Linked DNA regions of Homo sapiens: region 1 is linked to region 2. A link is a loop called in an ENCODE intact Hi-C map of the cell type or tissue named here. Cell type or tissue: breast epithelium. All regions are shown on one strand. Each heading gives the region's core, and the rest is flanking DNA. Links, peaks and the distances in the headings are about the cores only.

The links. A loop is a pair of places that touch in the nucleus more often than their neighbours do. Peaks named below come from ENCODE experiments on the same cell type or tissue, not always from the same donor. Only the 100,000 strongest peaks of a DNase experiment are listed, where the experiment ranks them.
Region 1: it touches region 2 in a loop (10-fold over the local background); 1 of 110 quality-filtered maps calls a loop at or near these places.

Annotation. Positions count from the first base shown.
Region 1 is chr22:31,175,474-31,179,859 of GRCh38, forward strand. The region is part of intron 1 of RNF185 (ring finger protein 185); the gene reads left to right. Among named protein-coding and RNA genes, the nearest start is that of RNF185, 17 kb to the left of the region's middle. In breast epithelium, for the core only: no CTCF peak of the experiment used is centred there; DNase peaks (open chromatin) are centred at 2,158 and 4,055; H3K27ac peaks cover 1,002 bases.
Region 2 is chr22:31,124,398-31,128,783 of GRCh38, forward strand. INPP5J (inositol polyphosphate-5-phosphatase J) reads left to right here. Exons shown (of 13, transcript NM_001284285.2): 2 at 448-1,613; 3 at 1,979-2,092; 4 at 2,216-2,324; 5 at 2,524-2,640; 6 at 2,960-3,135; 7 at 3,554-3,665; 8 at 3,817-3,926; 9 at 4,074-4,257. Among named protein-coding and RNA genes, the nearest start is that of INPP5J, 3.6 kb to the left of the region's middle. In breast epithelium, for the core only: no CTCF peak of the experiment used is centred there; no DNase peak of the experiment used is centred there.

The DNA of each region.
Region 1 (4,386 bases), core at 93-4,092, 51 kb after region 2:
ATCATCTTTTGGAAAACATACATGTCATTGTCAAGGACTTAGGGAAACAAATGTCTTATGTATTTCTCATAGGAATATAAATTGGCACATCTTCCCTGGGGGTATTCAGCACTGTCTCAAAGTTACAAATATAAATACTTTGACCCTGCAGTTCTACTTCTAGGGTTTATACTAATAATATAGTCAAGCAGTCTTGAAGGTAGAAAACAGGGCTGTTGGGTTCCAGGGATAGGGAGAGACTTTTCAGCCTATATCCTTTTGTTGTACCTATTGAATTTTGAGCCATGTAAACGTGTTACTTATTAAAAAAATAAATTCATAAAATTAAAATTGTTAAAATTTCTGAGATGATTATTATTCTAAGGACCATTCACACCTCAGTTGTGAATGTACTTAATTCAGATTGGTTTCCTTTTTGTTCTCTACTGAGATCTGAAGGTATTGGACCTTTCACATCTTTTATTTTGTAATTTGAGATGGGAGCTCTCTGTGTTGACCAGGCTGGTCTCGAACTCCTGGCCTCAACCAATCCTCCCATCTTGGCCTCCCAAAGTGCTAGGATTACAGATGTGAGCCACCATGCTTGGCCTATTTTCTCCTGAGTATTAACAGAGTACTCACTATGGAAAAGGTGGCAAGTACATGTAAGTATTTTTTAAAGCTTAAGAAATTTGTCCATAAGTCCACTGTCCGGAGACTACTACAGTTAATATTTTTGACCTCTTTTTTTGGTATCTTTTTAACCTGCTGATAACAAATAAATTCAATTTTTTTTTTTTTTGAGACAGAATCTCGCTCTGTCGCCCAGGCTGGAGTGCAGTGGGCTCGCTGCAGCCTCTCCCTCCCAGGTTCAAGCAATTCTCCTGTGTCAGACTCCCAGCTGCTCCAAATCCTGGGCTCAAGCAATCTTCCTGCCTCAGCCTCCCAAAGTGCTAGGAATGCAGGTATGACCCACCGCACCTGGCCACATATATATTCAACTTTGTATACAATTTTACATCCTGCTTTTTTCTTTTTCTTTTTTTTTTTTTTTTAGACAGAGTCTTGCTCTGTCACCCAGGCTGGAGTGTAGTGGTGCGATCTCAGCTCACTGTAAGCTCCGCCTCCCAGGTTCACACCATTCTCCTGCCTCAGCCTCCCGAGTTGCTGGGACTACAGGTGCCCGCCACCATGCCCGGCTAATTTTTTGTATTTTTAGTAGAGACGGGGTTTCACCGTGTTAGCCAGGATGGTCTCGATCTCCTGACCTCGTGATCCGCCTGCCTCAGCCTCCCAAACTGCTGAGATTGCAGGCGTGAGCCACCGTGTCCAGCCCATCCTGTTTTTTTCACTTAACATTATGTCATGTAATTGAAATTCCTACGTAAGCAAAATCTCTGTGGAAGCATTATTTTTAGTGGCTGTGTAATCTATTATGTGGACGTACCAGTTTATTTAACCAGGTAATGGGAGCTAGTTGGGGAGAAAAAGAGACGTTAAAATCATGGAGCCCTTTGGAAGGTTAGGCAGATCTGGGTTAGGTACCCTATAGGGTATGTGAGCCAGGCAGGCCAGGGCTGAAGGGCACTGAGAGTCAAAGGCTTTTCTTCTTCCCTTAGTCCCAGCCCTTGCTGCCTTACCATGAATTATGCACTTGTTCCTTGTACTGTGTCTACATCCTCCCCAGCATTCCCTGTCTTCAGGTACTATGTACACACTTCTGTCAGTTCCCAGTACACTGGGTTGCCTTGTTGGTTCACTTGTCTGTGTCTCCCTTTAGACTGAAAAAAAAGTTTTATTTCTGTATCTTGAATGCCTGGCAAATAATAGGATCTTTAATGAATCTTTGAAGATTCATTCCTATCTACTAAGTAGATAGGAAGATTAGAGGGAACCAGAGAAAAGGACCAGTGCAGCCCCAATGAAAAGAAGCCAGTCCTTTCAGCCTTCTCTGTTCTTCTGATCCTGTATTTGAGGGCCAAATCTCCATGGGCTAGCCTAGGAACCTAAACACCACTTAGACTTTAAAATTTCAAAGCTGGTTTATGTGTTTCCAAGTTCCAATAAACTTATTCAGAGTTCTTCCCATTCCAGCCTTCTATGAGTGTGATGTAGACATTCTTGGAATGCAGGTCCCATTTCTGCCTACGTGTGGTCCAGCAGCAGTCTAATGAGCAGCGTAGACAGGCTCAGGCATGCCAGGGTTCCTGGCAGAAAGCTTCTGTGTGAATAAGCATGTGCTCACAGAAATGAGACCTCTGCTGGGATCATGCCTGTTATTTATCACCCAAATTCATAGTCTTCATATCTAAGATTAACATTTCTAGGTGTCTCACTACACCCTGGTCTAGAAATTCTTGGAGTTAAAGGGACAGAAAAGGCAGATGATGAATTCCTACAGTTCTCTAGAACTTGATAATTGAATTTAAGAATGCTACAGAGAAATTTCCTCATGAGATCAAGTTCCCTGGTGGTTCCTGCAGGGATATTCAACTCTCGTGTTCTCTTTCTTGCTCAATTCCTGTGAGGTGGGCCAGACCAAGTAGACCAAAGGCCAGCTCTGGGAAGGTAATATATTGAAGATACTGGGTCAGTCAACTTCAGCCGCCAGGCTCTGTGTTCCTACAGGATCATTAAGTATTGCAAATCCGCGTTAGTCCCAGCACCACATGTGTTGCCCTGGACATCTCAAAGTTAGGACTGTTTTTTAAAACTAGGTGTGAACTTATTTCTTAAAATGATCAGCTGTGTTCCAGTTGGACTAAATGCTGATTAATCTGAATTCAGCAGATTTGTCCCTTACCCCCCAAGTTTATCTGACCTCTCTGTAGTCCCTGTGGATTGTAGCTGGATAGGCCCTGAGGTTTCTGTCCTTCTAAAATACTGTATTTTGTTGGTATTGCTTTGTGCTATTGATAGAGCTGTACCCTCTTCTAGAGCTGGGTTTCCAAAACTCTGTTAATTAGAGAATCATCTAGGGTAGAAAGTGAGGGCTACATTAAAAGCATACAGATTCTTAGGCCTGATCTAGGTCCAGATCCTATTTAAATCTCTGAAGGGATCTGGGAACCAGATCTTTCGTGGGGTGAGAGGATGCTTTGTTTAAGAAAAACAGGCAAAAACAACAACGAAAGGAAAAACAGGTGAGTTTGATGGAGCCCCTTGTTTAGAATTCTTAAAATTAATCTATGTGCCTTCAGCTCCTGTACTAGACTCCAAGACCTCAACTTGGTCTTATTCCTCTTTGTAACTCCTCCACAGTTGGTAGCACCAGACCTCAAATGTAATTGGCATTGGAAAACTGCTGGTTGGTTGAATGAATAAGTGGATGAGTGATTAATTTACTCTGTACTCATTTCAAACAGCACAAAAGTTACAACATTGCACGATAAATTTGAGGGAAGACAAAAACCAGGTATTTAATTTTGTAAAGCAGCATGTTAATAGAAAAACATAAGAATGAAGAGAGTGCTGAATATTGTGTTAGGAAGTCTGAATTTGGCATTGCGTGGTGTCCTGGCCTTAGGCAGTCCTCTAATGTCCCTGGCCCAGTGTCCTCATCTGTAAAATGGCATGAGGATAAAATGCAGCGATAGATGTGAAATGCTTTGAAAACTAGAGAGTGGATTCTGGTCAGGAGAAAAGAATGGTCAGGGTAGGGACAGAGGCACAGAACTAGCCACAACAAGGTTGCTCTGTGGTTAGGTGAAAGTCTATAGCTTCTACAGGGACCATGAGAAATTTTAGCAGGATGGCCATATAGGTATGCTCAGGACCTGATTCTCTTTCTGCCTAGTTCCTGAGCCGATCAGGAACCTCTATGTTTTGGGCCACTGTCCCAGTCCTGGTAGACCCATATGGTTCTGTAGGTGCTCAGTAGACAATCCCCAGGGGAAGCTGCTGATTTCTGCCATGCCACCTTGGTGTACTGAGATTCCTGTGCATAGGTGTAGGAGAAGGTGAGAAGAGGTGGCTCCAGGGATGAGTATGCAGCTGTGGGGCCCAGAATATGTTACAAAGAAAAGTTGGTGACCAGCCAGCTGGGAGTTGACCAAAGTCAGTCATGCGTGCCCATCCTCACTCAGCAAATATTTGAGTGCCTGCTAGGATGAGGCTGTAGATCCTGGGTGGGGACCATGTGGTGTCTACTAAGATTTACAAGGAGAGTGATATGGCCTGCCTACAGTTGGGACATGCAGGCCTGTCTCAGTGCCTGGCCTGGCACAAGGCTGCCACTCCCTGCAAACTCTGAGCTGACCTGTTACTGTCCCTTAACCATTCCTACTCCAACACCTACCTTGATCCTGGTTGTCCCCTCATGCCTGTGTGTAGGAGTATGGGCCATGCACAGCTTTGTTGGGTCCACGAAGTGGGGTGGCAGTGGACCAGGTTACATGGTATGAAATG
Region 2 (4,386 bases), core at 121-4,120:
TAGAAAAAGAAAAGAAACAGGCTGTCCCCAGTGTGCCCAGACCTGGGATGTCAGGTCAGTAGCCGTGGCTGGGGGAGCTTCAGGGACTGCAGTGGGAGGGTTGCCCAGGGAAGCTGCCCCGAATGGGCAGGGTGTGGGTGCCAGCCAGGAAGGCAAGGCAAGTCCTCAGGTTTAGGTTCACACTCTGCCTCATTTGAGTCAGGGTCTGAGTTTCCCCATCTGTGAAAGAGGTTTCAGACTTAAAGGAGGGGTTAGGGTTTTGTGTCCTATCTCCTCCAAGACAGAAGTTGACCTGCAGCAGAATAGATTGAAGTGAGATAGTAGGAAGAACTTCCTTGGAAAGATGTGCCTTTCTTAGCTAGATGAACTCTGCCAGGGTCTATATGGAAGTTGGGGCCCAATGCCCTGGTTAGGGTCACTCTGAATCTTTGACTTGTCCTCCACAAGGTGGACTCAAGTTTTCAGCTCCCAGCAAAGAAGAACGCAGCCCTAGGACCCTCGGAACCAAGGTTGGCTCTGGCACCTGTAGGGCCACGGGCAGCTATGTCAGCTTCCTCGGAAGGACCGAGGCTGGCTCTGGCATCTCCCCGACCAATCCTGGCTCCACTGTGTACCCCTGAAGGGCAGAAAACAGCTACTGCCCACCGCAGCTCCAGCCTGGCCCCAACATCTGTGGGCCAGCTGGTGATGTCTGCCTCAGCTGGACCAAAGCCTCCCCCAGCGACCACAGGCTCAGTTCTGGCTCCGACGTCCCTGGGGCTGGTGATGCCTGCCTCAGCAGGGCCAAGATCTCCCCCAGTCACCCTGGGGCCCAATCTGGCCCCAACCTCCAGAGACCAGAAGCAGGAGCCACCTGCCTCCGTGGGACCCAAGCCAACACTGGCAGCCTCTGGCCTGAGCCTGGCCCTGGCTTCTGAGGAGCAGCCCCCAGAACTCCCCTCCACCCCTTCCCCGGTGCCCAGTCCAGTTCTGTCTCCAACTCAGGAACAGGCCCTGGCTCCAGCATCCACGGCATCAGGCGCAGCCTCTGTGGGACAGACATCAGCTAGAAAGAGGGATGCCCCAGCCCCTAGACCTCTCCCTGCTTCTGAGGGGCATCTCCAGCCTCCAGCTCAGACATCTGGTCCTACAGGCTCCCCACCCTGCATCCAAACCTCCCCAGACCCTCGGCTCTCCCCCTCCTTCCGAGCCCGGCCTGAGGCCCTCCACAGCAGCCCTGAGGATCCTGTTTTGCCACGGCCACCCCAGACCTTGCCCTTGGATGTGGGCCAGGGTCCTTCAGAGCCTGGCACTCACTCCCCTGGACTTCTGTCCCCCACCTTCCGGCCTGGGGCCCCCTCAGGCCAGACTGTGCCCCCACCTCTGCCCAAGCCACCCCGATCACCCAGCCGTTCCCCAAGCCACTCCCCGAATCGCTCTCCCTGTGTTCCCCCAGCCCCTGACATGGCCCTCCCAAGGCTTGGCACACAGAGTACAGGGCCTGGCAGGTGCCTGAGCCCCAACCTTCAGGCCCAAGAAGCCCCAGCCCCAGTCACCACCTCCTCTTCTACATCCACCCTGTCATCCTCCCCTTGGTCAGCTCAGCCTACCTGGAAGAGCGACCCCGGCTTCCGGTGAGGGGGCCCTCTCCCAAGAAAGGTGGCTGGGGCTTAGCTCTGAGGTTAGCCATTCTTCCAGGGTGGATGGTGTGCTCTACCTCAGCTTCTCTCTCTGAGGAAGAGTCTTTGGGGAGGGGGTTGCTGGGCCCACTCTGTGACGCTCAGAAGATAGCATCCCCTCCTAAGGAACTTGCCGCCTCTCAGTTGATCTCCCCAGGGAGAGTGTGGCAGAGGGACAGGATTCGGGGCCTCCTGTGGGTCCTTCTTAGGGCTTTGGCCCACACCTGCCTCCATTTAGTTCCCCAGGGAGTCCTGTGAAAGGAAGCTTGAGGGTGAGGGAGTGGTGCCAGGACTACACCCTCATATGCCCCTGCCCTCAGGATCACTGTGGTCACATGGAACGTGGGCACTGCCATGCCCCCAGACGATGTCACATCCCTCCTCCACCTGGGCGGTGGTGACGACAGCGACGGCGCAGACATGATCGCCATAGGGTGAGGTGGCAGGGCATGTGGACCCCCTCCTGAGCCCCTCGGGCCTTCCGGGCCCTCCACCCATGGCAGGGGCTTCCAGGGCACCTCTCCAATCCCATGGCCACCCTGCCCCCACCCCTCCAGGTTGCAGGAAGTGAACTCCATGCTCAACAAGCGACTCAAGGACGCCCTCTTCACGGACCAGTGGAGTGAGCTGTTCATGGATGCGCTAGGGCCCTTCAACTTCGTGCTGGTAACGCACCCCTCACCCCCTGGACAGCCAGAGACCCTGCTGAATTCCTGGCTCCAGCTGTACCCTGGCTCACTGTGGGGCCCGCTGGGCCTCTGTGGCTGGGTCCGTGACATGGGTGGGTGGAGGAGCAGACCTGAAGGTGGGCGCGAGGGCGGGGGAGTTGTGTTCTGTCCCCCAGCCACGTGGCCTCCCGCTGCAGGTGAGTTCGGTGAGGATGCAGGGTGTCATCCTGCTGCTGTTCGCCAAGTACTACCACCTGCCCTTCCTGCGAGACGTGCAGACCGACTGCACGCGCACTGGCCTGGGCGGCTACTGGGTGAGCCTGTGAGCAGGCCCAGAAGAGGATGGGACATGAAGGGGGCTTTAGATTAGTCCCCCCGCCCCATGCACAGCAAGGTCCCCTTCCCATCCTCCACCCTTTACCCTGCGGCCCAGCCCCCCCATGCACCACCCAATACCCCATCCTATTCCTCTATACCCCCGCCCTTTTCTCTCCCCACTGTGTCCCAGCGTTGTTCCTCATTTCTGTAGGACCCACCCACCTTCCACCCACATCTCCTCTCTAACCCCCGCTCCCAGTGCCTCACCTCCTGGCCTAAGCCCCGCCCATGAGCCATCCGACCCTGCCTCCCTAGGGTAACAAGGGTGGCGTGAGCGTGCGCCTGGCGGCCTTCGGGCACATGCTCTGCTTCCTGAACTGCCACTTGCCTGCGCATATGGACAAGGCGGAGCAGCGCAAAGACAACTTCCAGACCATCCTCAGCCTCCAGCAGTTCCAAGGGCCGGGCGCACAGGGCATCCTGGATCATGAGTATGGGCTGGGGTGGGGCCAAATAGAGCTTGGGTGGGGCTAGTGATGGGGGTTTTTGTACCACCTTGGGTGGGGCTTATGGAGAGAGGCAGGGCCTATGGGGTTTAGTGCCCACCCAAACTAGTTGTAGGAACACGAAAGCAGAGAGCAGTTGGATGGGGAGGGGCGGAGCTTGTAGGGTGGAGCTTTGCTGAGGGGCCCCGCCTTGCTGAAGGTCAGAACCTAATTTCCTGTAGACCGGTCCCTCTGCTTTTCCTCTGCCCTTTGGTGGGCTGGAGGCTCTGGCACCACTCACCCACTCACTACATCCCCTCGGGTTGGATGGGCTGGAAGGATCTGGGCTGAGCCCTTATCCTCCATGGACCTGTTGACACCCCCCACTGCCCCCCACATCTCTCCCATCCCCCACCCCAAACAGCCTCGTGTTCTGGTTCGGGGACCTGAACTTCCGCATTGAGAGCTATGACCTGCACTTTGTCAAGTTTGCCATCGACAGTGACCAGCTCCATCAGCTCTGGGAGAAGGACCAGGTGGGGTCCTTGTCCCCAGAAGCACACAGAGCATGTCCCAGGACACGCCTGTACCTTAGACTATGGTCCCTGTCCTCACCTGCCCCACCCCCTCCCTGGGCACAGCAGAGCCCAAGCTGTTGTCCAATCTGCTCTCCTGGACCCCCCACAGCTCAACATGGCCAAGAACACCTGGCCCATTCTGAAGGGCTTTCAGGAGGGGCCCCTCAACTTCGCTCCCACCTTCAAGTTTGATGTGGGTACCAACAAATACGATACCAGGTGAGCTCAGTCCGAGGAGGGACTGAGGGGAAGTGGGCTGAGGTCTTCTCGAACAGGGAGACTTTGGGAAGAGGGGCAGGAGGCAAGGTGGAGGGTTACATCTTGATCCCCAGCCCCTGAAACTTGGGGTACCCCTGCTCACTGCAGTGCCAAGAAACGGAAGCCAGCTTGGACAGACCGTATCCTATGGAAGGTCAAGGCTCCAGGTGGGGGTCCCAGCCCCTCAGGACGGAAGAGCCACCGACTCCAGGTGACGCAGCACAGCTACCGCAGCCACATGGAATACACAGTCAGCGACCACAAGCCTGTGGCTGCCCAGTTCCTCCTGCAGGTGAGTTCTGGCCTCATCCTCCCCGCATGAAATCCCCAGGCCCAACTCGGCATACCACTGCCCCTCACCATTACCCTTTGTATAACCCCTTGTACCTGCCCTCAGCAGCATCCATTTGTTGTAACAGTG